4 separate regions of the Mus musculus genome follow, and all the other regions are linked to region 1. The links are chromatin loops, found by intact Hi-C in ENCODE. Cell type or tissue: heart. All regions are shown on one strand. Region 1 overlaps Ptma (prothymosin alpha). Region 2 overlaps C130036L24Rik (RIKEN cDNA C130036L24 gene). Region 3 has its middle 9.0 kb from the start of Nmur1. Region 4 holds the start of Gm41907 (a long non-coding RNA gene).

Region 1 (8,000 bases):
ATGGGCTCCTCTCTGTGCTAAGCACAATCCGGACTGCCTGTGACCAAAATCTGCAGCCTAAAAAGGCTCTGAACTGACTGTAGAACCAATTCCCCAAGGAATCCACCTCCTGCCTTGTTCAGCACATACTCCCTGAGCCCTGGAGAGGGTCTGTGTCTTGCAAGATCAGCTTTTTTGGGACACCAATGTCCTTTGGTATGTTAATAGACTCTATTGTAAAAAATCCAGGTCAAATAAATTTAGAGAGCTACCTGTTACGGCTTGGAGACTCAGCACTTTGGGTAGTTAAAGCCCAGTTGGTCCCTTACAAGAAAAAAAAATTCTCCTGTCTCTTCAAAAAACAGGACAGCTCTCCTCTACTGTTTCTCAGGTGTCCCTTCTTCAGGCAAAGACCTCAAGCTTCCTGACCATGGTGAGGGAATTCTCTCTTACCCGGGATCCTCTCCAAGCAACTGAGTTAGTTAAGTGATGAGAGTACACTCAACAAAGCAAAAGAATAATAACTCTGCGGAATCAGAAGCCAGAAGCTTAAGGAAGGAAAGAAGCTTGAGACAGAGGCTACAAGGTAGGCCAGGATGGGCTTAGGCCATGCCCCATCTGTTGGGAGGGATTTGACAGGGACCAGAATCCTGCTAAGACATGGCCTTTGAAGGTCAGAGAGATGGTTAAGAGCAACTGTTATTCTCACAGAGAACCTGGGTTCAGTTCCCAAGACCCACCCAGATATGGTGGCTCACAACCATCTATAACTCCAGTTTCAGGGATTCAACACCCTCTTCTGACCTCTGTGGGCACCAGGCATAAACATAAGTGTACAGGCAGACAGACAGACATGCATATCAAAAAGACAAAACAGCCGGGCTTGGTGGCTCACGCCTTTAATCCCAGCACTCGGGAGGCAGAGGCAGGCGGATTTCTGAGTTCCAGGCCAGCCAGGTCTACAAAGTGAGTTCCAGGACAGCCAGGGCTATACAGAAAAACCCTGTCTCGAAAACAAACAAACAAACAAACAAACAAAAACAAAAAAGACAAAACAAAAATAGAACCAGGTGAACTTCTATGAATTTCAGGCCAGCCAGGGCCACATAGACAGAGAAACCTTGTTTCAAAGGAAGGGAATATGATGTAGAGAGATGGCTCAGTGGTTTTTAAAGAATGAATGTTCTGTCTACATGTAGACCTGCATGCCAGAGGAGGACATCGGATCCCTTTATATATGGTCATGAGTCACCATGTAGGTTCTGGGAATTGAACTCGGGACCTTTGGAAAAGCAGTCAGCGCTTTTAATCACTGAACCATCTCACCAGCCCCAATAAATAAATCTAAAAAATAAAAAATAAAAATAAAAAGGTATGCCTGTTTACTGTTTAGAGCTGGCTAGGTCACTCAGTGATGAAGGCCAAACCTGTAGCCCTGAGTTCATTCCAGAAGCCACATGGTAGAAGGGCAGAACAGAGTTCTGACCCCCATCTGAGCACACCTTGGAGCAGTAATCTCTTGTGAGACTGGCCGTACCTGTCTATGCTCCCCAAGCCTGAAAGCCATGTCATCCAGAAAAGAGGTGACCACCAGCCAGAGAAAATGTCCTCTACCTTACCTTGTGTTGCCTTTCTCAAGCAGCCTTTGTCTGTCTTTTTTGATATTGTTGCTTGTTTTTCTTTCTTTCTTTTTTTTTTTTTTTTTTCGAGACAGGGTTTCTCTGTGTAGCCCTGGCTGTCCTGGAACTCACTCTGTAGACCAGGCTGGCCTCAAACTCAGAAATCCACCTGCCTCTGCCTCCCAAGTGCTGGGATTAAAGGCGTGTGCCACCACCGCCTGGCTGTTGTTTGTTTTTCAAGACAGGGTTTCCTCTGTGTAGCTCTGGCTGTCCTGGAAGTCACTCTGTAGTCCAGGCTGGCCTAGAAATCAGTATTCCACTTTCTCTGCCTCCATAGTTCTGGGATTAAAGGCAGTAGCCCAGCTTTTTTAAAAGGAAAAAAAAAAAAATCGGGAGGCAGAGGCAGGCAGATTTCTGAGTTTGAGGCCAGCCTGGTCTACAAAGTGAGTTCCAGGGCAGCCAGGACTACACAGAGAAACCCTGTCTCGAAAAAAAAAAAAACAAAAAACAAAACAAAAAACAAACAAACAAACAAACAAAAACAAAAAAACCCAATATTTTTGAAGAAAGAATAAAATAAAAATAACTGCTTAAAAATGAATACATTAGGGCTGGTGAGATGGCTCAGTGGGTAAGAGCACCCGACTGGTCTTCTGAAGGTCCTGAGTTCAAATCCCAGCAACCACATGGTGGCTCACAACCATCCGTAATGAGATCTGACTCCCTCTTCTGGAGTGTCTGATAGCTGCAATGTACTTACATATAATAAATAAATAAATCTTAAAAAAAAACAACTCTTAAAAAAATGAATACATTAGGTCTGAAGAGATGGCTCAGTACTTAAGAGCACTGGCTGCTGCTTTTCCAGAGGGCTGGGATTCTCAGCACCCACACTTCTGCTCACAACCATCTGTAACTCCAGTTCTGGGATAATCTAATGCCCTCTTCTGGCCTCTAGAGGTACTACAGACAAATATACAGGCAAAACATCTGTATATATACCAGGGCTCCCTCCGTGTCTTGGGTCATGTGCCAACATTGAATCACTCAGTCCAGACAGGACCAAGTCTAAGTCTAAAGTCTAATGTTCTACCTCTATCTGGCCTGACAGTTATAGGAGGAACCTTCTCCAGGAGGGAAAGCAAACACTATTTCAGGCGGTTCTCACCGAAAGGATGGAGTGTCTCAAGTGACCAGCTGGCATTCCTTGTTACTATGGGAGCAGTTCTGACGAAGAGCCTCTGGGCACGCATGCTCCAAGCTGGATCTCTTATGCTAAGAACTTCATGGGATCCATACCAGCCACCAGCTGGCAGCATTCTCCGGGTAATGTACTTGCATACTATTCACCCAGTACATGAGCACAGTGGATCAGATGGCCTTAACCCCTTTCAGCTATTTCCCAAGCTACACATCTATAATTCCTACAATGCAGCCAAGACTAAGGTATCCTGAGAGGAGGGTCTCAGGTGACAGCCTTGCACCCTTCCCTGGCTGTCCCTATTCTTGTGGTGAAGACAAGCTGGCCTTGGTGCAAAACTGGAATACACTGTATCAGGACTTGGCTGCTATATACATTTGTCAGAGGAGACCAGGCCTGTGAGACCAGACCAGACTGAGAGAAGCCGCAAATAAAACTGGGCACGGGGGTTGGAAAGATGGCTCAACGGTCAAGAGCACTGACTGCTCTTCCAAAGGTCCTGAGTTCAAATCCCAGCAACCACATGGTGGCTCACAACCATCCGTAATAAGATCTGATGCCTTCTTCTGGGGTAGCTGAAGACATATTTACATATAATAAATAAAAAAACCTAAAAAACAAAAACAAAACAAAAAACCAAACTAAACAAAAAACAAAAAACTGGGCACAGGGCTTCTATCTCCATGAGAAAAAAATTCCACCAGGAGGGGACCACAGAGAGGTGAAGCAGGCAAGGCTGGCCCATTTCTAGGACATAGGTATTGACAATCCAGATAAAGTTGGGGTGACCCCAGGAGGGCAATGTACACACATGTACACTGCTGGCAACATGGCATGTAATTGCGATGTTGGTCCCCTGTGGTCCCCGAGGGCCGCTCAGGACCCATAATACTAGAGGTACCTCTTGGGACTTCAGCTTTACGTCTGGGGAAAGTCTCCCCTCCAGAAAAATAAAGGACCAGGTCCTTGGGGTTGGCTGTCCTGAGGAGATAGCATAGGAAATGACACTAACTCCACAGCAACAGAGGCTCCTCCCCTGGACCCAGCCCTTTGAAGGGCTCTTTCCTAAGCCTAACAAATCTTGTGTCTCTACAGCCCTGTAACCACCAGAGGGCGCCCATCGCTCACGAATCTTCCAGAGTCCCTTTCTGGGTATCGGCAAAGCCAGCAGTAGAATCTTGGTGACCCTAAACAATTTGGAAATGTCCCCAAGCAGTTAATTGTGTGCTAGGCTAAGGACCGGGTGAAAGTATACTCCGATAAGGGTGGTAGTTCCCAGAGCTAATCGTTAGAGAAATAAGGACTCAACAGCTTGAATAGGATGTAGGCTCAGGATCTGGGTGTCTGACTCAGGATACTAGGAAGTCAACAGTCATTCATGCTATTGTCCCCATTCTCCAGAAGATTAAGGCTCAACAAGATTCACTCACTGGCTGCCTATTTACATGGCTACCAAGTCTATATTGTCCACAGGGCTGCAGCCTCAGAAAACAGGATTAGCCGCGACTAGCTCCATGCACAGCTGTTACAAGTGGAGCTCACAGCCCCTCCCCGGCTTTAGAGACCGCCCACTCCTAGACCCAGGTGTTTCTGGGAACATACCAAGGTTGACCCCAAGGTTGACCGACTGTCCGGGGATGAGCCAGCACAGAGATGATTAGGCCCAGATTTCTACTGAAGCCCCAGACTTTGATCCGGGAGTTTGAACAGCCCGGGCAATATGCAGAGCTAAGTTACAACCACAGCACACTAAGTCCTCTCTGCACCAAGGAGGGAAGACGAGGAAAGGTCGGGGCTTCCAGGTATAAGGGGGTAGACAACAGGGGCAGGTCCTTGTATATGAACCCATTTCTCTCCCACCCTTCTCCAGCCTTTGCTCTCCCTGTGCACTGCGTCAACTCCACATTTCCCCATCTCCCTTCCCAGGGAAGGTTCCACTTCTTTCCCGTCTTTAGTGGGATCCAGGGTCTGAGATTGTGTTTGGTTGTTTTTTGAGGCAGGTTTCTGTATAGCATTAGTTGTTCTAGAACTCGGAACTGTAGACCAAGCTCACCTCAAAATGCATCCTACCTCTGCCCCCCAGTTAAAGATATGCAATGCCATGCTAAATTTTAAATGCTCACTAGTTTCTACTCCTAGGTATAATCTTTGTGGTCCTGGGAACTCAGCCCAGACTGCCTGTGTAACTCAGTACTCATCAAAAAACTGTGGCCAACGTTCTTCAGTCTCCATTCCCTGCAGTTCACCCACCCACCAATACCTGAAATTCCTGGGCATGAGCAAACTAGGAAAACCCATTCTCCATAAATTCAGCCAGCCCAGTCTGTAAACTCTCCCCAACCTTTAGATTCAGTAGCTAAAGCGATTCACATTCAAGGACTCACATTCTTGGACTCCAACCCCTCAAGGTAGCAAAGCACCCCTACAGGATGCTCTTCTTACTCTTCTAAAGAACAAGTCGCCCACCCTCCTGCAGTGCCTGTAAGGGACTTGAACAGTCACTGTAAAGCTAGAGCTTGCCCAGGTTAGTCATGGGCATAGACCCTTCAGGACCTACAGGCTTGGCAGGCGAGCTAACACTAGGAGCCACTAAACAGTATACTAATTACATGGACAGCAGCCAGAAGACTCACAACTTGGAACAAGATGACTTGGCCTGTGCCACCAAGGGCTCTGTGTACAGCACATCTCTCCAGTTTATGCCTGGGACTAGTGGCCTAAGTCTCAGGAAGAAATGTTGGTGTCACAACAGTAAAGAACCTCTCCCAATGCCCCATGATTAACTGCAGCTTTGTCCTGACCTTCCCCGTAGAACTTTAAAAATGCCATCCAATTCCAGGACTACCCTCTCCCCAGAAAAACGGGTGTTGTGGCACATAACCACTCACTCAGGACGTTCTGGGTATAGAAAAGACCCCATCCCAAACAAAGTACACACAGAAAAACCAGGCTTTGAGACACCATTGTTAGAACAACTCAGCAAAATAAAATTCCGGTTTATTGTTGGACATTGTTTCACACATACATCAAACAGGCCAAAAAAAAATAAACAGCAACTTCATAGACAGAAAGAAAAGGAAAAAAAAAATCTTTTTATCTTTGGCCTTTTTAACCATCTCATACAAACCAACTACTTATAGTACAGCTAGGTACATACACAAAAGTTACTGGAATGCTCGGAATAAGATTGTTTTTTTGTTGTTGTTTTTGCTTTTTTTTACAAGGTTTTTTTTTTCTCCTTTGAGATTATAATGAACATGGTCACACCACAAGTAAAGTCTGAAGTAGGACAGAAAACGCTCTGAAGGCTGGTTTGGTCACCCGTTATCATTAAAAATGGCTGACCCCTAACAATATGTACAAAAATATAAAATGTAAATAAAAAATACAAACAAATTTTCCTTTTAAAGTATTTTTAAGAAAAAAAGTAGGGCCTGGGAAGTTCTGGTTCTTTTTTCCTCCCATGTTGCCAATTCATGTTGTAGTTTTGGAGGGGTGGTGGAGAGCGCATGTCATATCTGTGGGTGGCATTGCCCGCTGTGGGCGGGCGGGGCCTGCTTCTCTACTCGAAGGTGACCACGTTTAAATTCTGAGACGGGAAGTGGAGGGTGAATAGGTCACGGTGCGTAAGGTTATTTTTCCTTTTGCTGTCTAGTCATCCTCCTCGGTCTTCTGCTTCTTGGTGTCCACATCGTCATCCTGTAGAGAACATCAGGCCTGTGACTACACATAAGCTCCCTAGGCCTTGGCCCACAACTCCCAGAGAGCAAAGCTGGGATGGGGTCCACTAAGAACCCTTCACCATTTGCCAGAAACCCCCAAAGCTTTTAGTGCCCCAGGAAAGGAACCTCACACATACCTCATCATCCTCAGCTACCCGCTTGCCCGTAGGAGCCTCAGCTTCCTCATCTTCATCTCCATCCTCCTCCTCACCTGGAGAATCAATCAAGGCCCACATAAACCACTATCCTCCCAGCTGCAGATCAAGAACGGCCCCAATAGGAGGGTGGAGTACACTGCAGTTCAAAGTGGTCCAACTGCCCAGAAACCCAACCTCTCCCTTCTGGCAGTAAAAGCCAAGGAAGGAACCTGAGAAAACAAGACTACTCACCGTCACCTTCTTCCTCCTCCTCCTCTTCCTCCCCACCTTCTTCCTCTTCTTCATCTACCTCATTGTCAGCCTCCTGCTCCCCATTTTCCTCATTTTGCTTTAACAGAAAACACATCTGCCATTAGCCAGCTCTGAAGCAGGCCTGTATATCTAGTGCACCTTGCCCCTCCCCACACCATACAGCTACCACACCACCTCCCAAACAAAAATCAGACAAGTTCCCTTGTCTGGTCCAACATCCTGAACTAAGCTGAAAATTTAAAAAAGTATAAACTGGGAACACAAGCCCCAGCTACTTGGACACTCACAGCGTTCCCATTGGCAGGTGCATCTCTTCCATTCTCTGCCTCCTCCACAACTTCCTTCTTCTCCTTCAAGTCCTTTAGAAGGAAGAGGAAACCCGTTAGTCTTCAGAACAATAGAGGGCCACCCATCAGCCAAAGTGCTGAAAACTAGACAAAGCTGGTCCACAGGACCAATCTGAGTCACTGGCTACTTGGCCACCCTAGGGTAATGTCAGCATGGACCATAGTAGGTACTCAAGGCCTGTAGTCCAAATCCTATGCTTTCCATCTTCTAGATACATTGAAAACAAGGCAGACTCATGTGTCGACTCAACGCACTCCTCTACCATATGGCATCATAGCCACAAACCCGCCAGGCCAGGCAGACAAGCTCGGGAACTGTAGCCCTTACCTGCACGCCCTTTGCCGCCGGTTTCCAGCTAGAGGGAGCTCCACCCCTCAGAAACCCTTCTTGGAAGGCAGTGGCTGTGTGCCTTAAATAAATAAGGTAGAAGGGAGGAGCCAGTCGACGGTCATTCGCTCAGGAATGGATGGGAGAGTCTGGATGGGGATCGGAAAGCGCCTGGGCATGCAGAAACACCCCCTTCAAGTCACACCAGCCATGCTTGGTACTAGGGACCTCCTGGCCTCCACAGCCCAAAGGAAATAAACTAGCACTCTGGGCCCTGCGGCTTCGGGGCCGGACCACTGGGTAACTTTTCCCACTACGACGGCTGAACGGTCGGCTCGGTCGGGGCCCAGGAACATGGTCCAGCTAATTCCGCCGGTGCACCGCTGGGTTACCT
Region 2 (8,000 bases), 170 kb after region 1:
TACAGCAGTCGTAGTGTACTACATCCTCCTGGCTCTGGGCTAGGGAAGATGCTGTCTCATTTACTGGGGCGTGAAAAGGCAGTGTGAGGGTGGAGGAAGTTCAGTGGCAGATGCTGCATGTGGAGGGAGAGACCAGCTGGGCTACTCAGAGACTGGAGCAACCCTGTCAGATGGATGTGGAGCCACTGTGAAGGGGCTTCAGCTGTCACCCAAGAAGCTGTCCCTAGAGGGAAAGGCTGGGATTGTAGCTCAGTGGCAAAATGCTTGTCTTCAATGATGAGATCCTAGGTTTAATCCCCAGTATTACCATAAGAGAAAAAAAGAAAAGCAAGAAAGGAAACCCAAGCAGAGGACAACACATGGGGAATGTCAAGTAGCCGTGCAGGACAAAAGAATGCTGACGGAGGAGAAAGGGAGAAATCAGGTCAAGAGAAAGAAGCCAGAGAAGTTCTGACAAAATGTGGAAATGCATAATGGTGAGGAGGGGTCTACAGAATGCCCTTTAGGCCAGCAACAAAGACAGTGTTGGAGACCAGTGTGGTAGCAGTGCCTGTAATATCAGCATTCTAGAGGCTGAGGCAGGAGCATCTCAGGTTCAGGGCTATCAAGTGAGATGCTGTATTAGTCAGGGTTCTCTAGAGTCTCAGAACTTATGAGTAGTCTCTATACAGTAAGAGAATTTGTTATGATGACTTACAGTCTGTAGTCCAACTCCCCAACAATGGTCAGCTGTGAGTGGAAGCCCAAAGATCTAGTAGTTGCTCAGTTCCACAAGGCAAGCAGGCAAAGAAGAGTGAATCTTCCATCTTCCAATGTCCTTATGTAGGTCTCCAGCAGAAAGTGTGGCCCAGATTAAAGATGTGTACCACCACATCTGGATCTGGTGGGATTTGCTTTGTCCCAGATGACCTTGAACTCCGAGATCTCCTTGCCTTAGTCTCCTGGGATTCATAGCCATTATGCCTCAAGATCTTCATGCCAAGATCCAGGTCAGAAACTTCTATCTCCCAGCCTCAAGATCAGGATCACAGGTGAGTCTTTCAATTCTGGATTGTATTTTATTCCAGATATAGTCAAGTTGACAACCAGGAATAGCCATTACAGATGCTGTCTCAAAATATAAACATAAAAGCTCTTTAAGTCCCCAGGAGGTAGCTTTTTGGTACAACAACAGGTGTCTTGCCAGGCATAGCAGGTGGCTGATATCAACAGAGATCATCCACAGGAATTGTATTTTCCTGGGACACTGAGCCATGATGGGAAGCTAAGGATGTCTGAGGTTGTCTGTAAAACACAAGTGGGTATATCTCAGGGAGGTCTCTCTGTCAAGTAGAAAGAGGAAATTGAAGAGAAGGTAGAAGACATAGGTGATCCTGAGGGAGGAGAAAGCTTAGAATAGCCACTTAGTGGGGGATAAAAAGGAGTCAGAAGACTTGAAAGACCATTCAGGCCAGTGGCTGGGGCTGCTATAGGGACTACTATGATGGTGTCCGGGGAATCTGCTCCATTATCAGGTGAGGACTCTTTGGCTGCCTCAGGGAGACTCAGGGTGGGGGTGGGGGCCATGTTGACCCTGACACTGGGCCAAAAGCATTAACAGGCTACTTCACACAAAGCAAGCATGGCTGTGGGGGTATGGTGGTTCAAGCCAATAATTCCAGTTCTTTGAAGGCCCAGGCAGGAGGATTGCCATGGATTTGGGTTTAGCCTGCGCTACCTAGTGAGTTCCAGGATAACCTGGACTACAGTTAGACTTTGGCTACAGATGTCTACAGTTAAACATTTTTAAAAGGGGCAGGGCTAGAGATGTGGCTCAGTTGGAAGAGTACTTGCCGAACACACAGGAAGCCCGGAGTTTGATTGCCAGCATCTCTTAAAAACTGCACATAAAGCTGGGCGTGGTGGCGCACGCCTTTGATCCTAGCACTTGGAAGGCAGAGGCAAGCGGATTTCTGAGTTCGAGGCCAGCCTGGTCTACAGAGTAAGTTCCAGGATAGCCTGGACTACACAGAGAAACCCTGTCTCGAAAAAACAAACAAACAAACAAAACCTGCACATAAAGTTGGAGAGATGGCTCAGTGCTTCATGCTCTGCTAGCGGACCTGAGTTCAGTTCTCAACACACAAGTTGAGCTGATGACAACTGAACTTCCAGTTCCTGAAAAATAAAAGTATGAATATATGGTTTTTGGGAGGACAGGGTTTCTCTATATAGCCATAGCTATCCTGAACTCCCTTAGTAAATCAGGTTGGCCTTGAACTCAGAGATCTACCTGCCTCTGCTTCCCAAGTGTTCAGATTAAGGGATTAAAAGCATGCACCACTGACAATAATTTTTAAAATAATTTATTTTTTATTGCATGTGCATTGGTGTTTTGTCTGCATGAATGTTTATGTGAGGGTGTCAGATCCCCTGGAACTGGGGAATCCAGTTACACACATTTTTTGAGCTGCCATGTGGTTGCTGGGAATTGAACCTGGGTCCTCTGGAAGAGCAGCCAGTGCTCTTAACTACTACTGACCCATCTCTCCAGCCCCAGGCAATAATTTTTTAAATAGCAACAGATACTCAAGATTGCTTGGGTGTGATTGTGGAGTCAGGCTATGGTTGATATTCTCCAGCCTTCTGCAGGTTTCTGTAGGTTAAGTACTCTCCAGGCTTGGACAGATGGAGACCTTGCACATAGAAGACAGGTTGAAGCCCTATCTCCTTAGACTCTCTGAGGCAGCTTTTCTTTGTCATGGCTCTACTTTCTGTGTGCAGAGCCTAGGGGGAGAGGACAGCTGCTTGCTTAGTCTTCTTTGTGATCCAGATGTGTGAAATTTGTTTTTAAATATTTGATGTAACTTTCTTATTTAGCTGGAGCCTGAGACAATCCATTCCTAGAGGATTGTCTATCTAGGAATCTTGGATTGTTTCTCAAATCCTTCGGATTTTCTCCAGTGGACTGCTAGGTCCCCAAGTGGTACAGTGGACAGCAATCCAGTGCATGTCAGCAGGGAGTGGGCAGAGTTTGCCTAGGGTTATGCAAGTTCGGAGCTGACAGTGGCAGCAGGCTAAGTGCCTTTGGAGCTTCTGACCTGGTGTTAGAGCTTAGTCAGACTCCCCAGAGTTAGTGCCAACCCCTACATTCATACCTCTCCCCTCCTACTCAGACCCTTCTCTGACAAACTTGGAGACTGTAATGTAAAAGGCTGCACCTTTATCCAGTGGCTCTATTAAGTATTCTCCTGATAAGATGTGGACTTGTACACGTGTAAGACAAAAGTATATAAAGGGTTCTTTGCTAGGTTGTAATAATAGTTAAACACAGCTCTTTCTGCAATGTCTAGCAACAGCAACTGGTTAAGTAAGTGACCCTTCCATGCAATGAACACCCTGTAACTATCAAGAATAGAGCAGCGGATGTAGGTGGGATTATGAGATGTAGTTAATAAAAAACAGGAGAGTCCAGAACAGTGTATAAAGACATTTGTATAAAACACAAAAATATGGCTAATTGTAAATGAACTGATGGAATCTTCTGCCACTGCGCTGGAGCCAAGGGCCTACAAGAGAGTGGGGCAGGGACTTAGTTTACTGTGTTTTCTGTGACTCTTTTTCTCCCTTTCTTTCTGAAGACTGGGTTGTGGGTATCACTGTGCTTAGTTCTTTTTGCATTCATTTGAAAATAAACTACCTGTGCCCACCTACTCTACCATGCTGGGTCTTGTGATCCTGGTTACAGGTTGGGAGGAGGGACCGTGTTTTCCTCCAGTTTGAGGCATTTAGGCAGTCTCCTACTGGTTTCCTTTCCAGATCTTCAACCTGAAGGTTGTAACTCTAGAGGATGTGGATCTGACTTACCCTACTGTTGGTACTTAGGCATACTCACAAAAAATAAATAAAAGAAAGAAAGAAAAAGTAAGTAGTAATTATCACCTCCATTTAATAGAAATCACTGAGGTTCAAGACTATGTGTGTAAATGGGACAGAACTTCACAATGGCCTACTCATTATATGCCATAATGGTTCTTACAAAGACGTCCCCACAGAAGCATTTTGCCTTTTTTTTTTCTTTTTCTTTAAGATTTATTGGTTGTGCCGGGCGTGGTGGCGGACACCTTTATTCCCAGCACTCGGGAGGTAGAGGCAGGAGGATTTCTGAGTTCGAGGCCAGCCTGGTCTACAAAGTGAGTTCCAGGGCTATACAGAGAAACCCTGTCTCGAAAAACAAAACAAAAAAGATTTATTGGTTGTGAGCCATTATGTGGTTGCTGGAAATTGAACTTAGGACCTCTGCTCGTTCCAGCCCCACGATTTATTTATTATATGTAAGTACACTGTGGCTGTCTTCGGACATCCCAGAAGAGGGCGTCAGATCTCATTACGGATGGTTGTGAGCCACCATGTGGTTGCTGGGGATTGAACTCAGGACCGTTAGAAGAGCAGGCAGTGCTCCTAACCATCTCTTCAGGCCAACCCTCGCCCCCTTTTTAAATATATATACTGTTGCTGTCTTCAGACATACCAGTAGAGGGCATCAGATCCCATTACTGATGGTTGTGAGCCACCACATGGTTGCTGGGCCTCTGGAAGAGCAGTCAGTGCTCTTAACTGCTGAGCCATCTCTCTAGCCCATGTTTTTCAAATCAGTCAATTCTTGAAGCCAACTGCCTTTCTCTGATGCTTACTTGGCAAGTTATTTGTTTTTGAGACCGGGTCCACGTTCCATGTACACCAGGTTGGCCTCAAACTCCCACAGATCTCCGATTGCTAGAATTAAAGGCATCTAACACCTGCACTGGCCTTCTTTGGAGTTTAAGACAGCATCTCTCTTTCCCTGCCTCTCTGTGCCTATCTACCTGGACTTCCTTCCCTTTCAAAGACAGTTTATTCTCCCAAGATGCCAACACACCAGCCTATCTTCATGCCCATGTTTCACTCATTAATTGGGCAACTGAACCAGCTGACAGTAAGTCTTGCCTTCCACAATTTACATGTGGCTATCTATGTACACTGCTACAAGAAAACCATCCATTTCTTTGTTCCCTTGTTCAGGGAGTGGCCCTTCACTCAAGATTTCTTCTGCACTAGGGAGTCTGTGGCAGGAAGTCAAGGCTACACTTGGGTCAGTTGTAGACCGGCCTAGAGTTTAGAATAAGACATTGAAAGAAGAAAAACCTTTTTTCACATATGCCTGCCTCAATTCCTCTCTGGCTATCTATTGGCTCCTTTGCTACGGGCCTAACAGTCATTTTCTCCCAGGGCATGTGTCCTCAAAATAAAAAATTGTCATCTTCTGTAATACCCACTACACACAAATGATGGTACTATTATCCTTACTATTTAGACAAAGAAACTAGAAGGATGGGGCAGGGTGTTTCTCTTTTTCCTTCTTCGATACAAGGTCTTGTGGTTTAGACCAGGTTGGCTCTGTACTAGAAATTCTTCAGGATCACTGGGATTACAGACATATGTTACTGTGCTTGGTTGTTTTGAATCTCTCTCTCACTCACTCATTCATTCATATAGGATCTTGTCTGGAACTCAGTCACTCAGGTTGTTAATTCAGGCTTCAAATTCATGATAATCCTCCTGCATTATCCTTTCAAATGCTGTGATTATAGGTATGAGCTACCATGCCTAACTTTTTTTTTTTTGTACCTTATGTGGTATATTTATAACTGATTTTTTCAATTAGTTCTTGCTGAAATCCAGGTGCAGAGAAACACACCTGAATTCCAATGGTCAGAAGGCAGAGGCAGAAACACAATTTCCAGGTGCCTTAATTATAGAACCCTGCCCAGGGATGGCACAACCCACACTGATCACTAATTGAGGAAATTCTTTACAGCTGGATCTCAGGGAGGCATTTCCTCAGTAGAGGATCCTTTCTCTCTGATGACTCTAGCTTCTGTCAAGTTGACAGAGAAAACCATCAGTAGACCAAGCCAACCTGGGCTACCTAACAAGACCATGTCAGAAAGAAAAAAAAATGGCTGAGTTGTGTTATCAGATGCTACAACTAAGAGAGAAGCACATTTAAATAAACAGTAGGACCTTTAACGTGGGGAACTGACTTAGAGATTTTGTTATTCTTTGCCAGATGACTCTGCAGATAAAGTGCTTACATTGAAAGTATGAGGACTCAAGTTCAGATCCCTGATATCCCTGTAAAGAGCATGAGGTGGGCAGCACAAAAACTGTAACCCCAGTACTTGGGGTAGGGTTGGGGGGTGGGGGGGCAGAAACAGGAAGATCTCTGGCATATGCTTCCCAGCCTATCTAACCATAAAAGGTGAGATTCAGTAAGAGATCCTGCTCAAAACATAAGGTAGAGAAGGGCTGGGGAAGTTGGTTAGTGCCTGCCTGGCATGCACAAAGTCAAGATTAATCTCCGGAGCAACATAAACCATAAGTAGTAGCACACGCTTGAAATACAAGCACTTGGGAGAGGCAAAAGAATCAGAAGTTCAAGGACACTCTGGGATACATGAGATTGTTAAAAAAAAAAAAAAAGGTAGTGATAGAAAAAGACACCCCGGATTAACCTGTTGCCTCTACATTTGAACTCAGGCATACCTCCCCCCACATACATACACATCCAATCTCCTATTAGCTCTGTAACTGGCCAAGTTAACTCAATGCCAGTGGTTCTCAGCCTTCATAAGACTGTGACCCTTTAATACAGTTTCTCATGTGGTGGTGACCCCCAACCATAAAATGTTTTATTGCTACTTCATAACTAATTTTGCTGCTGTGAATTGCAATGTATGCAGGATATCTGATATATGACCCCTATAAAAGGGTATTGACCTCAAAGGGGTTGAGACCCACACGTTGAGAACTGCTGCTCTTTGCCCTCATGTCTGTGAGCAGCGATGCTTTTAGTCTATTTTGAATACATTTATTAATTTAAAATTTCTAAAGAGCTGAAATAGAACCTGGTACTTGGCTCTATTTGTATAATAACTGGACAGTTACTGATCTTGGTTTTGTGCATACCAGACAGGCACTAACATCCTCACACCACCTCTATCTTATTTTTTTGAGCAGGGTCACCTTTCATGGCTAGACAGGCTGGTTAGCAGATGCCAGGGATCCTCCTGTCCTTGCTCCCTGTAACCCCCAGTGCTGGAGTTGTTAGTTATATGCTGCCACCCCATGCTTTCTACAGGGATATTGGGGATCCAATATGATATGGTTATATTCAATTATAATTTGTATAAGCATCACACATGGATTAGGTGTTGATTCCACAGAAACACCAAATCCTGCAAGCTGTCCCTGCTGCTGGTGCACTCAAACTTCTGTTCACTCCAGTTAGCAAGTAATTTCCAACACTATCATATGCCAGGCAATGCTTTAGGTACCAAGAATAAAGCAGACAACAGTCTGTGCTGTCTGGGGAAGGGGCAAATGAACAATAAATGGCCAAGAAAAGTACTAGGCAGCTGATATCTGAGAGTGTAACTAACCTTGGGTGCAAGCAGAGGTCTCTTAGTGGCACTGTACACCAGAGGGCTGAGGATAGCCCATACAGATAGATTGGATTGACAAAGGAAGCCATGTCACCCAAGTCATTTCACACTCACAGCTCATCTTCTTGTCTCCTCCCGAATGCCTTTAGCTTGCTCTGCTTGGAAATATCTAGAGTCTTCCTCACACCACCCTTCCTACCTCTCTACCCAAGAGTCTCCCTTGGTTCCATAATATACAGTACAAGGTGTGACCGGTCTCGCTATAAAGACAATGCCCCCACACCACAACTCGGGTTCGCCATCTCCTGCCCTGACAAGAGCGCACTGGTGTGTAGCTGTGGCTGCCCTCCACCGCGTTGGGAAGGCCGTAGTAAGTAAGCATCACACAGTGACTATTTCTACTTATCTCCAAAGGCCCGAGTTCAGATAAAAAAACTTGGGGACTCAACACATCCCACTCGCATTAAAATCTCCCGAGGTTGAAGTCAGGTATGATGGCATATGACTTTAATCACAGCACTAGGGAGGCAGGGGGAT
Region 3 (8,000 bases), 150 kb after region 1:
ACCCTGGTGGAATGGCAGAGTTCATGGTGGTAGGAATGTGCAGTCAAGACTCCTCACACCTGGACAGACCAGGAAGCAGAAGTGGGACTGTTGAGGCTCCGCTGGCTTGCTCGCTTTTCTTTTTACTCAGTCCAGTACCCCCACCCCCCACCCCCTGGTGTGGTGGTTTGAATACACTTGGTCCAAGGAGTGACATTATTAGGAGGTGTGGCCTTGTTGGAAAACGTGTGTCACTGTGGGGGTGGGCTTTGAGAGACCTTCCTCCTAGCTGCTCGGAAGTTAATCTTCTCCTATTTGCCTTTGGAACAAGATGTAGAACTCTCAGCTCCCCCAGCATCATGCCAGTCTAGATGCTGCCATGCTTCCCACCATGATGATAACAGACTTGAACCTTAGAACCTGTAAGCCAGCCCCAATTAAATGTTGTTATAAGAGTTGCCTTGGTCATGGTGTCTCTTCACAGCAATGGAAACCGTAACTAAGACACCCTGTCTATGGGGTGGTCCACATTCAGAATCTGTGACAGGTGGCCCTTGAGAAGTCAGCTTTAAATAGCATCTTTCCACAGGCCCCTTTGTTCCCAGAGTCCCCCTTGTCCCGCCCACCACTCTCCAAGGGTGCTTAAACTCTAGAACACTTCTGGACAGAGATGCTCTGAAGTGTGCCTCTTAGGTAACTTCAAATCCAGTCAAACTGAGCCATCCCAACACTGAACCACCCATTTAAATGGTAAACTTACTGTGTATATGTTATCACATTTTTTCCCATCACTTTGCTCTACTGAATATACTATGACATATTTCCTTCTTTAAGTGTTTTATCCGGTTGTTCCCACCATCTCTAAACAAGTCTTTTCTGCTTTTTCCACAGAGGATGCTGTATCCAAACTCAAGGTTGCAACCCATTTGACCCACAGGCTCCACTGTGACGTTCTTGGCCAGCCTGACTAAGCCCCCTGAGTCTCATACAAGTTACAGTGGGAGGAGTTCCTAGATGTTGGCCTAAGAAGGCTCTGCCCCCTCCTGTACTCTGAGCTCAGAAGAGCTGACCAAACCAGGGAAGAAAAGCCACCCTCTCTGTTTGATCTACTATTGCACAGATTCTGGCTAAGCAAAGAGGGGAGGCACAGGGCCCATGAGCAGTCAGCAGAGGCTAAGGGGGAAGGAAGAGATACTCTGATGGCAGTGGGAATCTCATAGAGGCTACAGTGGACCACGGAGCTGAGAGAAAAGTTCCCTGTAGGAAGGGAGTTTCCTCAGGGATGATCCTGGATGTGTGGTGACAGGGTGCACACAGCATGAGGTCCTAAGCACCCTTGGAGAGTGGTGGGCGAGACAAGAGGGATTCTGGGAACAAAGGGGCCTGTGGAAAGATGCTATTTCAAGTTGAGTTCTCAAGGGCCACCTGTCACAAGCACTGGGTAGCCAGCCCATGGGTAGATGTCAGAACTTTTCTCAGAGACCACCTCTGGACTCCAAGAGACTTCTGTTCAGTGTCACATGGAACAGTGTTCCTGAGGGGTGGAGTCCGTGTGTGTGTGTGTGTGTGTGTGTGTGTGTGTGTGTGTGTGTGTGTGTGTGTGAAGGGCTGTTCCACCAGAGAAGCACAGGGAACATGGGAAGACGGGCACATAGGAAGACGTGAGGTATAATGTGCTTCTTGCTGTGAACTTGCCACATCTATCGAGGGTGTCCTCAGGCTCTCAATGGCCAGGTTCCATAAGTCATAGGCCACCGGTGGCTCCTGGAATAGCAGCCAAGCTCGGTCCTTGAGAAAATGGGCTAGGATGGAGAGGGTAGCAGCGATCCCTACCTAGGGCACTCACAGGGCACAACCAGAAGCATCGGCCCTGTAGTGCCCCTAGGGGGCGCTGCTGCTCCTGTGCAGTGTCAGGGTAGCGCTTTGTGCTCCTCGGGCTAGGAGCCAACTTTTCTGAAAGGATATGGCGTGTTTGGGATGTGTGTTGTAACATCTCTCTTTCTCATAGAATCTGGTTCATAGGCATGGCACCCCTGCACTACCGTGTGTGTCGATAGAGACCGTGTGGATGATCCCGCGGTCTCCAAGCACTTCTGCTGCTTAGAGACCTCTCCCCCACTTGGCCTTCTGGCTTGTGGCCACACTATTGTCTTGTAAAGGAAGTTAGGTGAGCCGGGCAGTGGTGGCTCAAGCCTTTAATACCAGCACTTCGGAGGCAGAGGCGGGCAGATTTCTGAGCTCGAGGCCAGCCTGGTCTGCAGAGTGAGTTCCAGGACAGCCAGGGCTACACAGAGAAACCGAAAGAAAAAAAAAAAAAAAAAGAAAATAATAAAATAAAATTTAAAAAGTTAGGTGAGTGTTTAGTGAGGGCTGAGAGTTCTTGCTGTTTAAAGTTCGGATCCACAGAAGCCTGTGTAGATGCCTGGTGTGTGCAGAGGGTGCAGGGGGTGGGGTGGGAGTGGGGTGGGGGAGGGGCCTCAGGCTGGAATTCCAACCTCAGAAGGCACAGGCAGGATATCCCGGAACAAGTCAGCTAGTAAGGTTGGTCATACCTTCAAGCTCTGGTTTTCTGTTTGTTTGTTTTTAAAGATTCCTTTATTTTATGTATATGAGTACACTGCAGCTCTCTTCACACACAGCAGAAGAGGATTCTATTACAGATGGGTGTGAGCCACCATGTGGTTGCTGGGAATTGAACTCAGGACCTCTGGAAGAGCAGTCAGTGCTCTTAACTACTGAGCCATCGCTCCAGCCCCTCAAGCTCTGGTTTCGATTGAGACTCTGCTTCAATAGAGAAGATGCAAGAAGAATCCAGGATAATTCCTGGTATTAACCTTAGGCCTCCACATGCACACATATATACCACATGTGTAAAAAGATACATACACACCATACACACATGTACATTATACATATGTGCACAGGGGCACACCATACACACATGTACATTATACATATGTGCACAGGGGCAGTCTAGGGCTCCTTACCTTGGTACACTTTTCCTCACCCTTAACACACACACACACACACACACACACACACACACACACACACACACACACACTTTTGAGACAAGGCCTCATGTTTCCCACTGCTGTCAAAGTCTCAGTGGAGCCAAGGGTGGTGATGAATTCCTGATTCTCCAGTCGTCCCCCTTTCAGCAGCACCACAAACGGCTGACTCCTGGGGGTTTCATACCCAATACTTCTGGATTGCTGTCCAAGCTTATCAAGGCAACCCAAGCCACAACTGGTAACTCCTGCTGCCTAAGTCAGCTCACACATTCCTGTCCCCAGTGACCTTCCTCCTGTAAAGCCACTGTCAGGACCTCCCCCCACCCAACCCCCACCTCCAAGAGCCAGTAGGATGGGTGCAGCAGGGCCAGCTCCTCCAGGACAGATGGCCTGAAAAGTGACAGGCCCCCTGTAACTGGACCAACCAGAGTCCATGCAGACCCTGGGCCTGAGCCTTGATCCCCATCCTCCCCTGAGGTAAGCAATAAAGCGGTGTAATTTTGTGGTAACCAGACAGCAATGTAAAGGACTGAGGGGACAACCCTAGACACGCTCCTTGGCTGCTACGTTTCCTTATGGTTAAAAGTGTTAGCATCTGGGTGTTGAGTGGTATCCGGGAAGGGCATGGAGGAGCCGGCTGGCATGTAGCCCTGGGCTGGCCTGCCACATCCTACCGGCTCATGTGGCTCTAGAGTGTGTGTGTTGCAGTCTCAGCAATGGTGTTACAGGAGAAAAGTCACTGGGGACAGGAACGTGCAGACCAGCTTCGGCAGCAGGAGTTCCTGGTTGTGGCTTGAGTTGCCAGTGGTCTGTGTGTAGTAATGAATCCACCGTTACTGAGGCTGGAGAGCTGAGGTATTTGAGCTGCGGGGGTGCTACTTGCTACTTTTGTGTTGGTATGAAGTCTTTATTCCACTTAAAGAGTTGGTAGTAGTGTTCTGTATTTTAAAACGCTGTTCCTAGATACAAGCTTTTTTGAGGGTGAGGAATTTCTATTTCTAGGTTGTTGCAAAACCAGAAGGTGCTATATTTAACCACACTAAAGCACCAAAAAAATTGTCATGTTTTTATGCCAATTTTTAATATTTTCCAGCATAAGTAAAGCATTCCATGTGAACGTGAAAAGCAGGCTGATGTGGTGGCTTTACCCTGGACTTGGAGCTCTCTTATGCTGGTTCTTAGTCTTGTTAATAAAATGCAGTTAAAACCAAGGAGCATTTTACTAGCATTTAAAAGTCAAGCAACAGAGCAAGCAAGATGTAAATCTTAGCCGCTGCTAGGAAGAGGGAAATGGGTGGGAGGAGAATCGTTTCAGGCTAAGGAACCTGCCACCGGCAGGTCTCACATGCTGCAAAGAGAGAGCCACCTCCTGCGTGATATCCTCTGATTGCCACATGTGTGCTGCAGCAAGTACACACACACACACACACACACACACACACACACACACACGGAGAGAGAAAGGGAGAGAGAGAGAGGTGATCTAAAGCTATTATTTTTAATTGTGTGTGTGTGGGTGTGGGTGTCGATGGAAGCCTGAGGCACTGGGTCCCTCTGGAGCTGGCGTTACGGTGGTTGTGAGCCTCCAGAGGTGAAGAGTGTACACTCTTAACATCTGGGCCATCTTCCCAGCATCCAAATATAATTAACCAAGAAAAGTGGTGCCTTTGAAGTTAGACCAAGCAAGCTGACAGGTTCAGCGATGGAAGTCAGCAAGCACTTACTTCGTAGGAGTGGGAGGGGAGGCGTCAACGAAACAGTGAAAGGTCCAAAGGGATCAAACTGAAGTCATCAGACTTGGTGCCAAATGTCTCTACTCAACGAGCCATCTCCTGGCCTCTTGATGACAAAAGCTCTGATGTTCCTGGGGAACTTTTGGATGTTGTATCTATGGCGAGCATGACATCAGGAGAGATTATATTCTTTTAGGTCGAGAAAGTTTTAAAAAGCTTAATGTGGACTGGTTAAAATTAGTAAGTGTTAGCTTGATGGTGATTTGGCCATGGGAGGTATGAAGCAGTTTATTGCCATATTAGAATCAAAGGTGGGGCTTAGTCTGTCTGTGGTACCACTGGCCTGGAATCATTGTGTTGGAAACCTACTTGGGTCACGTCATGGAGGTGGAGACAGGAGAATCAGGCTCTCAGGGTCATCTCTAACTACATAGCCAATAGCCCTGGCTAGCCCCACATCATAACCTGGACACACACACACACACACACACACACACACACACACACACACATACACACACACACACACCACCTTCCCATACCATGGTTCAGAGCTTTTTTCAGGGAGTTAATTGAACGATATGGCAGCCAAATTGTGATACGGTACTAAAGCAGATTTTGAACCATTGGGCGAAACTGGCTTGTTCATGTCCTCTTCAGGGAACCCCATGTCTGGGTCATGATTAGAGTTAAGGCCAAAGAATTGGCCTTTTTGGTTGCTATCACAAGCCATTTAAATATATTCGATAATTCTTGGCAGGGTATCCATGACAGTTATACATATGATTCAGTTCGCTCATTCCTGGCAGAACTGTCTTTGTCTTGACTTTGACAAGGACTCTGTCTGGCCCACTTCTCCATGCTTAAATTAGGCTCTGAAAACGAAAGCCACGGCCACAGCTACATTCCCAGAACGAAGGAGCTGAAGATCAGATTCCAGGAAAGGTTCTCTGATTTCAGACCTTATGAAAATGAACTGCTATTGTTCAGTTCGTCCTTCTCAATGAATATGGATCACGCCAGCCAGTGGGGAGCAGCAGCGGCAAACTGTGAGACTTCAGTGCAACGCTACACAGACAGCCAAATATGCCAGCCCTGGAGACTTTCAGAACTACAGATATCTCGGGAACAGTTACCCCACGTACAAAACCATCTTGCCTAGCTCCTGCCATGTTTGGAAGCACTCACATCTGTGAACTGACAGACTCAAGGTTGCTCCTGATTCAAGGAATCAGGGGTGAGTACCCTCTGGTATGTTGCCACCAGGAATCACAGCCTGACATTACTTGGCACCTGCAGGCACGAGCAAGGGATGTCAGATTTCAGATGTCAAGTCTGAGGGCTGAGGCCAAACCGTTATTTTGGTTCCCAGGTCGTGGGTTTTATGGCATGGATGTGGGATACAGTCTTTGCCACTATTGGTGTGATTTTCACACTTTGTATCATACATAATGAGGTCTGGTTATACTTCCAACCGTTTTATAATTTCTGGCCCTCGGGTATTTTGTCTGCATGTATGTCTGGGCACCATGGGTGTGGCTGGCATGCCTGGTATCCTCAGAGGCCTTGGGACTGGAGTTACTGATGGTTGGTGAAGACTTGAGCCCAGGTCCTCTGTAAGAGTAGCTAGGACACCTAAGCACTGAGACATCTCTCCAGCCCCAAAGGCATCTTTGAACCAGGAATAGGAACAAAGGAGTCTAGTGGAACCGTGTGTTTAGTCATCTAGTAAGGTCATCTCTGAGGTTGACAGACCTGCCACTGCTGAGTAATTAATCCTCCTTGGCTAGGGTTGGCACTGCAGTCTCGCTACCCTCTGGGCCTCAGTTTGGATTTACACATGTCTTTTGAAACATTGCTGGCTTGTAGCTGGGTGTAGCTGGCCTACTGACAGACAGGGGTGGGGAGAGCTTTGGCATCACAGGCACCCGTAGGGCAGACACAGCACGGTGTCAGTGTGTGTTAGAGTCCAGGAGTATTCTTTCGGGGATATGGCCCACAGATGTCAGCATGGTCTCAGAAACTCTGTGGCCCAAAAGAGGCTCACCCCTATTGTGGTTTGAATACAAATGTGTCCCCCCCCACACACACACCCAAAGGCCCATACATTTGAATGCTCAGTCACCAGCCAATGGAACTGTCTGAAAAGATTAAGAGGAGTGGCCTTGTAGGGATAGATGTGGCCTTGTTGGAGGAGGTATGTCACTGGGGATGGGCTTTCAGGTTTCAAAAGCCCAAGCCAGGCAGGCCCAGCCAGTCTCAGCCTGCCTCTCTCTCCCTCCCCCTCTGCCTCAGATGGGGATGTAGCTCTCCACTACTTCTCCAGCACTATGTCTGCCATGGCTGCTCCCACACTCCCCACTATGAGATAATGGACAAAGCTTCTAACACTGGAAGGAAGCCTCCAATTAAATGCTTTCCTTTGTAAGAGTTACTGTGGTGGTCATGGTCATGGTCATGGTGTCTCTTTACAGCAATAGAACAGTGACTAAGACACTATAATCCCAGTCCTCGGGCGGCTTGATGATCACTGTTGGTTCGGGGACAGTCTAGGGCTACAGAATAAGACTGACACAAACAAAACAGTAACAAAAAATCCCCCCAAAGAAAACTAGCTTGAGGGGCTGGTGAGATGGCGTAGCAGTCAAGAGCACTTGCGGAGAATACAAGTTTAGTTCCCAGTGCTCTCATGGGGGAGTCGGGGCTCACAACTGCTCATTGTAACCGTGGGGCTTTTCCAATCTCCCCCAAGTTCCCAAAATAACAACCCCAGGCAGAACTGAATTATTTGTGAATAAGTGCCTAGGTCAAAAGCTTTGGCTCACTCCTGCTAGCTCAGAACCCACTTACCCTGTTTATTCTAGTCTACATCCTACCACACGGCTAGTTACCTCTCCTCGGTTCATGTGACTATCTCCATCAGAGTTCAGATGAATCTCTCCTGCGCCTGACTCTATCCCAGAATTCCCTCTCCTGTCAGAATTCCCACCTCCCATTTCCTACCTAAGCTAATAGGCCAAAAGCTTTTTTATAGGTAAGTGATGCAGTACACAAGAGATTCTCTCTACTGCCCATAACCCCACTTCTAGAGGATCTGAGGATGCCTGGGTACACCTGTATATGTACTCACACAGACACACATATAAAAAGAAACCTTTTTTAAAAACTAGTTTAATTATTAAAGTGATAAAAACTTGTTGTAAGGTTCAGCATGAAGGCAAATGCCCACTCTCCTGTAATCTCAGCAGTCAGAAACATGGAGGCCGTGAGCTTC
Region 4 (8,000 bases), 62 kb after region 1:
ATGCCAGCAGGCACAGCCAGCATGAGCACTGCTACCTTTATATGCATTACGAACCTTTGTTTCCTTTGGACCTGATACCTACCCACCTGATGTTCCAATGATGGATTATTTTTATCTTAAATTTGTATTATTTTTAACTAATATTTAATTATTTTTATTTTAAATTTGTAAATGTATTTGTTTATTTTATGTACATGCATTTGTACCACATTCATGCCTACGGGGGCTAGAAAAGCACACTCCATCTCCTGAAACTGGAGTTACCAACGATTGTAAGCCTCCATGTGAATGCTGGGAATTGAACCTATGTCTTTAGCAAGAATAACAAGTGCTCTTAACCACTGGGCCAGCTCTCCCAGCCTCTCATCCAAAGTTGGTTTTTTTGTTTGTTTGTTTGTTTTTGTTTTGTTATTCAAAATGAGCTCCTGCAAAGTTTTATTAAAGAAAAACTTTTTTTCTTCCTTCCTTCCTTTTTTTTTTTCTTTCTTTCTTTCTTTTTTTTTTTTTTTTTTTTTTAAAGATTTATCCATTTATTATATGTAAGTACACTGTAACTGTCTTCAGACACTCCAGAAGAGGGCATCAGATTTCGTTATGGATGGTTGTGAGCCACCATGTGGTTGCTGGGATTTGAACTCCGGACCTTCGGAAGAGCAGTCTGTGCTCTTAACCACTGAGCCATCTCGCCAGCCCTCTTTCTTTCTTTCTTTCTTTCTTTCTTTCTTTCTTTCTTTCTTTCTTTCTTTCTTTCTTTCTTTCTTTCTCTTCCAAGAGAGAGTTTCTCAGTATAGTCCTCTGTAGACCAGACTGGCCTCGAACTCAGAAATCCACCTGCCTCTGCCTCTGCTTCCCAAGTGCTGGGATTAAAGGCGTGCACCACCACCGCCCAGCAAACTTTCTTGTTTACTTCTCACCAGTGTCTTCTGGCATGCTTCTAATAATATCAGAATCACTTGGGTCGATGCTAGCCAGTGTGCAAACTCTGTAGTATTTTCCACATGCTGTACCCAATTTCATATTATTGCCTCTGTAGTGATGGACCCCAGTTTTAGCCAACATGGCATAGTATTCTATTTCAGATTTCCTCCAAGCTGGGCAGCTGTCGGCGAGGATAACCAACTTTGCTTTGCCTTGTCTGACCATCTTCAGAGTCTGTTTGAACTCCCGCAAGTACTTTCCACTTTTCATAACAAACTGGAGCCTAGAGTTGATCGACTCCAGAGACTCTTTCATCTTCTTTGTGGCCACCATCTTCCTGCCTTAGATGCGGGACAACCCCCAACCAAGACAAGCCGCGGGACAACCCCCAACCAAGACAAGCCGCCAAGATGGCCTGGGAGCGAGAAAGCCATCCAAAGTATGTTTAAAGTACTCCGATTGATAAACCGGGCGTGGTGGCGCACGCCTTTAATCCCAGCACTTGAGATGCAGAGGCAGGCGGATTTCTGAGTTTGAGGCCAGCCTGGTCTACAAAGTGAGTTCCAGGACAGCCAGAGCTATACAGAGAAACCCTGTCTCGAGAAAAAAAAAAAAAAAAGTACTCGGATTGATGACTTCCTTTTGTTCTGTTACTAAATCAGGAAGGAAATGCTATAGTGTTGAAAGGTGGCATTAGGGCGGGACCTAAATACCTACCTATTCCTGCCGCTACTCTTATTCAGTAACAGAAACCCTGTCCCAAAACAAAAGAAAAGGAATTGTCCAGCAGACAACTTTTCTACCCCTGAGCTCCATCCACAGTCCAAGAGTTAGATTATTTTTGGAAGCTCTGCTTTTAGATCGGGGGCTCTCAGGTGAGAAATGGTTCATCGTAAGATATTCCGGACCCAGGACTGGGAATGTAGCTTGCCTAGCTTACTTTAGGCTTTTAGGTTCAATCCTCAGGGAGGCATGAGAGAAAATGACTATGGGGAAACAAGAAGACGTTTGATAGAAACTGCCTGGGCCAAGCCCAGAGAGGTGTGTGTGGGCCGAGGCCTGGGCTGGACCTGGAAGAAAGGCAGAAAGGCAGGTTCCAGGGAAACACTGAGAGTAGGAGGCCGTTCTAGAATCTCCCAGACATGTGGCACCACACCCACTTTTGTTTTCATTTTCCGAGTCAGTCTCCCTCTGGAGCCCAGTCTGGCCTGGTCCTTGCCACAATCCTCTTGACTTAAGTCTCCCGAGTGCCAGGATTCCAGGCATGAAACCCCCATGCCAGCACGTTGTGCCTTTGTTCTTTGGAGTGCCCCTGTACAGTGAAGGGGGCCCTGGCTCCCATCCCGTTCTGTTAAGTTGACTGACTCTCCACAAACATCCAAGGGACAAATACTTTTCGATCAGTGAAGTGAGTAGTGTGTGCATACTGGGATCGGGGTTTCGAAGCATGTGAGGGCGATGGGCTTTTCAGGCTGTGATCTCTGCTTCTCTCTTCCATTCCTTTCTACTTCTACCGGTTGGCTCCAGGGCAAGGGCCGGGCAGAGACCGGAATAGAAGAGCTAAATTTAGCCTGGGAGCCCGGGCGTGGCAGCAGCTCTGGCCGCCCGGCCTGGATGAAGGCGGCGCCCAGCGGCCGCCTCCCTAGGAAATGAGGTCTCACCGCGGTGGAGGAGCTGCCTGCTGGAATTTCCCCGCAGCGCCGCCCTGCTAGGAGGGACCTGGAGAGACCCACCCGAGCTCGGTGTGCAGCCCGGGAGACGCCCGAGTCCCAGAACCAAACCCCTTACCAGGACCCTCGTTTCACATCTGCGTTTAAGATTTTTAAAAAGATGTATTTTACTTAAGGGGCGGGGGGAGGCCAGTGCCACAGCGCACCTTTCTCTCCTTTTACCATGTCTGTCCCTGGGGTCAAACTAGGGTGGTCAGGCATGGTGGTTTATTCCTTTACTGGGTAGCCATTTTGCTGAACCCCAGTTTTTTTTTTTTTCTCAATGCTGAATATCCAACTTAGGACGAATCCACCAACACTGAACCGCACCCCATCCCCTAAAGACAATTTATTTGAGACAGGGTTTCATGTAGGCCCCAAACTGGCTATGTAGCCAAGGCTGACTTTAAAATCAAAATGGGGGTCTGGAGAAATGGTTCAGTACTTGCTGAGAGCACTTGCTGCTGCCGGGCGTGGTGGCGCACGCCTTTAATCCCAGCACTCGGGAGGCAGAGGGAGGCGGATTTCTGAGTTCGAGGCCAGCCTGGTCTACAAAGTGAGTTCCAGGATAGCCAAGGCTATACAGAGAAACCCTGTCCAAAAAAAAAAAAAGGCACTTGCTGCTCTTCCTGGGGAACCCGGGTTTGAATATTTGCACCCAACCACGTGGTAGCTGCCAACAATCCAGAACTCCAGTTTCAGGGGATCTGACGCCCTCTTCTGGCTTCTTTGGACAGTGCAGGCAAAACATTAAACAAAAGTGTACAAAAATAAACAACAAAAATCAACATGGAACAAAACTCCAAGAGAACCCAGTTTTAAAATTCCTAAAAACAGGAAAAAAAAAATCACCAGACATGGTGTGGAAGCAAAGAAATCCTCCTCTGGGTAGCAGTCTTATGCAATTTTTGAAAGAAAGGTTGGGCCGCACTCCCTCACCCAGGCACCTTGTGAGGATAAGTTATTTTCTCTAAAGTCCGTCGCAGGCAGGGGTGACTAGAGCCCTCCACAGTCAAACTTTCAGGTTCGAGGAGGGCTCGCTTCCGAGGCTAAATGGAAACTTCCAGTTCTAACTACAGCCTGCCGATGTAGCAGTGTAAGAGAATACAAGCCTTGCACACTAAGACCAGGAGAGAGTTGTCACAGGCTGGGGGCGTGGCTCGTGGTAGTGTACTTGCCTAACAAGCGAAAGGCCTTGGCTTCCATCCTTAGTATCAACCAACCAGGAAAGAGGAGAGTGGGAAGAGTGAATGAGAGAGCTCGCTATCTCTTGAGGACATTACCAGCCAGGAACACAGGCAAAGCAGGCTATGCATAAGCTACCGAGTTGGAGAGAGCCTTAAGGGACACACCCAGATACACTGCGTTGCCTGGCAATGCATCAGGCATGACGCACTCTTACTGTTTGGGCACAGGCAAAGTCAGGGAGGCAGCTGCCCCCATGTAGTTTCTGACTGTGCACTTGTCCCCTGGGAAAAGCCTCCCAGTCACAGGTCACAAGCTGCTGGGCTGCTAAAAATGTCCACTAGCCACATCCAGATATGGACTTTGTCCGCACAAAGGCCCCACCCACCGATGCTTGGTATCACTCACACACACACACACTTCTGAGTGGTCAGTCTAGACTCCTTGCCTCCTCTTGTTTCCTTTTGGAAAACCTTCAGCTTTTCCGTTTTAATCAGGCAGTGACGCAATCGTCTATTTCTGTCATCTCTGAGTGTTAGCCAAAAATTGTTCTTTTGAAATATCCACAGTAAGTTACAAATAATGCCTCTGACCTTTGCTTTGTGGGTTTTTTTTTCTTTTTTCTTTTTTTTTAATGCTACTACAAAACACACACGGTGTAAATGCTTATAGGGCAATTTTGTTTGTTTGTTTTGAATTAAGGTCTGCCTGTAATCTGGCCTGGAATTCACTGACATCTGCCTTCTGAGAGCTGGGGTCACAGGTGTGCATCACCTTGTCTGTGGTTCCTTTTTTCTTTCTCTTTTTGCCTTTTCTGAGATAGGGCTTCTCTATGTAGCCCTGGCTGTCCTGGAACTGGAGCTTGTAGACCAGGCTGGCCTTGAACTCAGAGAGCTGCCTGCCTCTGCCTCTCGAATGCTGGGATGGAAGGCGTGCGCCACCACCACCACCCAGCCCACCTTTTTTTATGTGCTATTTGGCACTAAACCCAGGAATCTGAGCCTGCAAAGCAAGCACTCTGCTAACTGAGACCCATCTCCAGCCAGGCCTCTGTCTTGAGTCAGAGTTTCAGTATGCAAGGTCTTACTGGCTTGGAACCTGATATCTAGACTGGGCTTTTACGGAACTCACATAAGATCCTAGATCTGCCTTTAAGTGATGAGATTAAAGCCTTGTGCCACCACACCAGGCCACCCCACTTATCTCCCCCCAAAATATTTATTTATTTTATGTATATGAGTACTCTATCCACATGTATGCCCAAATGCCACAAGAGGGCACAGAACCCACTACAGATGGTTGTAAGCCATCATGTGGTTGCTGGGAACTGAACTCAGGACCGGGAAAGAGCAACCCATGCTCTTAACCGTTGAGCCTTCTCTCCACCCCTCTCCTTTAAGACAGAGTCTCAGTGTGTACCCCTGGCTAGCCTGGAACTCAGTTTATAGACCAAGCTGGCCTCGAACTCAAAGAGATCCACCTGCTTCTATGTAGGGAGAGGAGGAAGCCCTGGGTGAGCAAAGTCCTGAGTGAATGTGCATTGTTGACACAGGTGCAGCCATGTGGAGGGCTCCAAGCCTGGGACCCATAGGAAACTGACATAGCTTTGCCCATAGAGTAGGCTGGAGAGAGATAGCGCAGCTTTCCTAAATGGTCTGAGTAGAAGTGAGTGACCAGTGTATACAACTGGTACCTAATTGCAGCTTCCTCCTCTGGGATGTTTGTACACAGGCTTACTAACAAACCACTGAGCAGCTTGTAGGTGCCCTCTGGGTGCCTGGATTAGAGCACACACTCCCACCTGATCTCAGTTTGCCTGCTGTGCCCGGTCTTCACTCACTTGTCCTCTCTACTCAGCATTCCAGGTTCTCAGTGGACCAAGTACTTCTTCGTCCTCCGTGACACTGCTGGGTGATGTTAGTCAGCATGCCTGGCAAGTTTAAGGATTGATAAAGGGTACTTGAGGTACATTGGGTTTAAGCAACCGGCGGGCACATCAGGTTTACAGTGATTAAAAGTCTCCGGGGTAGAGAACACTGGCTGCTTTTCCAGAGGACCTGGGTTTCTTTCCCAACACAAACATGGTGAATCACAACTGTCTGTAATACTGGTACTAGGGGAATCTCAAGATCTCTTCTGAGCTCCACAGACACCAAGCACACGTTGTGCACAGACTTACATGCAGGCAAAATACCTATACACATACATTTGTAAAGGATAATAAAATTCTCACTGGTATGGCCTGCTTCCGAGGAGATGGGAAGGTAGGAGGGAGAGAGTACAGAGGAAGAGAGGGAGGAGGGAGACAGAAGGAGAGAGGGAGGGAGGAGAGAGATGGAGAGAGACAGAGGGAGGGAGGAGGGAGGGAGAAGGCAGGTTTTCTCACTGATTTGTTTAAGTAATTGGACAAGGAAATTTATGTATTTGGTTATTATAAAAAGTATCCTTAATTCTATTCATTGTTAGTGCTCTCAGGCATGCTCACACATGAATGAAGGAATGAACAAATGAATGAATGTGACTGAGTGAATCTGCGCAGGCCTTTGTTCTCAGGCTCATGTGGAGGTCAAAGAATAATGTTTGGGAATTTAGATTTTTAGATGGGGGTCTTATGTTTTCCAGAACAGCCTGGAAATCACTATGTAGCTTATACAAAATTCAAGAACACCTCCTCCTGTCTCCACCTTTCCAAGTGCTGAGGTCACAGTCTTATGCCACCATACCGTTTTCGAGGTTCTAGGAATCAAACCCTGGGTCTCCTCTTTACACCAGGAAGGGCCCCTACCACCTGAACTAGACCCCTACCCTGAAGGTGACCCCTTTAGGGGAAACTTCCCATATCCCCGAAGGTGATACTTGCCAATTCAATAGCTCCACCCCTCTGTTTTGTTTTGTCTTTTTTGAGACAGGGCTTCTCTGTGTAGCCCTGGCTGTCCTGGAACTCACTCTGTAGAACAGGCTGGCCTCAAATTCAGAGATCTGCCTATCTCTCTGCCTCCCAAGTCTTGGGATTAAAGGCATACCACCAGCTAAATTCATTATTCTTTTTTTTTTTTTTTTTTTTTAAAGATTTATTTATTTATTTATTATATGTAAGTACACTGTAGCTGTCTTCAGACACTCCAGAAGAGGGCATCAGATCTTGTTATGGATGGTTGTGAGCCACCATGTGGTTGCTGGGATTTGAACTCCGGACCTTTGGAAGAGCAGTCGGGTGCTCTTACCCACTGAGCCATCTCACCAGCCCAAATTCATTCTTCTTAATGTCCACTTGTTTCCTAAAGCTGCCCAGACCTGTCCAACTTCCTCTCTGCAACAAAACAGCTTGAACTCAGGCAGCTAGGACAGCAGACCCAGACTAGCTGGTCTTGACCCCGGTGTTCCAAGTACCCCTTTATTTCCCCTCCCTTAACAGCCTTTTATGGTGCACAGCCTCTGGGAGATCTGGTAGTGCGTACAAAGGAATCACTTCCGGGTTTTGAAGACCCACCAATCACTGAGCTCAAAAATCCACCAATCCCTGAACTGCCCAAGCTCAGGACCTGAAATCCCACCAATCCCTGCCCTGGAAATCTCTGTCCCTGCCTTTCACTCAGAGAGGCAGCCGCTCTCATTTGTCTGTCTTTGACTTTTGCGTCGGGTTTGTTTTGCCGCGCTTCTTTGTGGTATTCCTTACCTTCCTCTTCAGAACAGCAACACTTGACTGGGGAAACCTTTCCCCCTCAGAACTGTAACACTTACATTCAATGCGTTGACGGTTTATTTCCCCCGATTCTGCCCTGAAAAATATTTTCGTCGGGCGTGGTGGCGCACGCCTTTAATCCCAGCAGTCGGGAGGCAGAGGCAGGCGGATTTCTGAGTTCAAGGCCAGCCTGGTTTACAAAGTGAATTCCAGGACAGCCAGGGCTACACCGAGAAACCCTGTCTCGGAAAAAAAACAACAACAACAACAAAAAGAATACTTTCCCCTCCCCCAGAACAACTTTTTTTAGAGCTTAAAAGAAAATCCCCAAGGTGGACAAGGTGTAAGTTTCAGCAGCTACCCTTAGGAGAAAAAGCTGTTAATATGGCGGCCAATCAGCCGCGTGGCAGACAAGCATGGTGAGAGGAGACACTGTAGAGAAATGGTAAGGAAGCTCACAGTGGTGGCCTGAAGGACATATATCCCCTAAAGACTCGGATATTTGA

What was found. Hi-C counts contacts between places; a loop is a spot of excess contacts. Peaks named below come from ENCODE experiments on the same cell type or tissue, not always from the same donor. Only the 100,000 strongest peaks of a DNase experiment are listed, where the experiment ranks them.
Region 2: a loop joins it to region 1, with 2.6 times the contacts of the local background. A loop is called at or near these places in 7 of 42 quality-filtered maps.
Region 3: a loop joins it to region 1, with 2.8 times the contacts of the local background. A loop is called at or near these places in 6 of 42 quality-filtered maps.
Region 4: it touches region 1 in a loop (3-fold over the local background); 13 of 42 quality-filtered maps call a loop at or near these places.

The regions. Positions count from the first base shown.
Region 1 is chr1:86,528,463-86,536,462 of GRCm38, reverse strand. Ptma (prothymosin alpha) reads right to left here. Exons shown (of 5, transcript NM_008972.3): 2 at 7,219-7,290; 3 at 6,911-7,007; 4 at 6,659-6,732; 5 at 5,751-6,498. The coding sequence ends at 6,451. Among named protein-coding and RNA genes, the nearest start is that of Ptma, 5.9 kb to the right of the region's middle. In heart, CTCF peaks have their summits at 2,546 (motif pointing left), 3,909 (motif pointing right) and 7,912; DNase peaks (open chromatin) are centred at 3,892, 6,624 and 7,712; H3K4me3 peaks cover 2,674 bases; H3K27ac peaks cover 2,620 bases.
Region 2 is chr1:86,360,417-86,368,416 of GRCm38, reverse strand. C130036L24Rik (RIKEN cDNA C130036L24 gene) reads right to left here. Exons shown (of 2, transcript NR_015507.3): 2 at 1-1,284. Among named protein-coding and RNA genes, the nearest start is that of C130036L24Rik, 4.8 kb to the right of the region's middle. In heart, a CTCF peak has its summit at 4,526 (motif pointing right); no DNase peak of the experiment used is centred here; H3K4me3 peaks cover 743 bases; H3K27ac peaks cover 732 bases.
Region 3 is chr1:86,375,127-86,383,126 of GRCm38, reverse strand. No RefSeq gene overlaps it. Among named protein-coding and RNA genes, the nearest start is that of Nmur1, 9.0 kb to the left of the region's middle. In heart, a CTCF peak has its summit at 1,864 (motif pointing right); DNase peaks (open chromatin) are centred at 1,936 and 3,686; H3K4me3 peaks cover 832 bases; H3K27ac peaks cover 2,498 bases.
Region 4 is chr1:86,466,910-86,474,909 of GRCm38, reverse strand. Gm41907 (a long non-coding RNA gene) reads left to right here and starts at 2,044. Exons shown (of 3, transcript XR_878335.2): 1 at 2,044-2,326. It also overlaps the pseudogene Rpl30-ps6. In heart, CTCF peaks have their summits at 2,580 and 3,348 (motif pointing left); DNase peaks (open chromatin) are centred at 2,109, 2,549, 3,169 and 4,079; H3K4me3 peaks cover 1,921 bases; H3K27ac peaks cover 4,663 bases.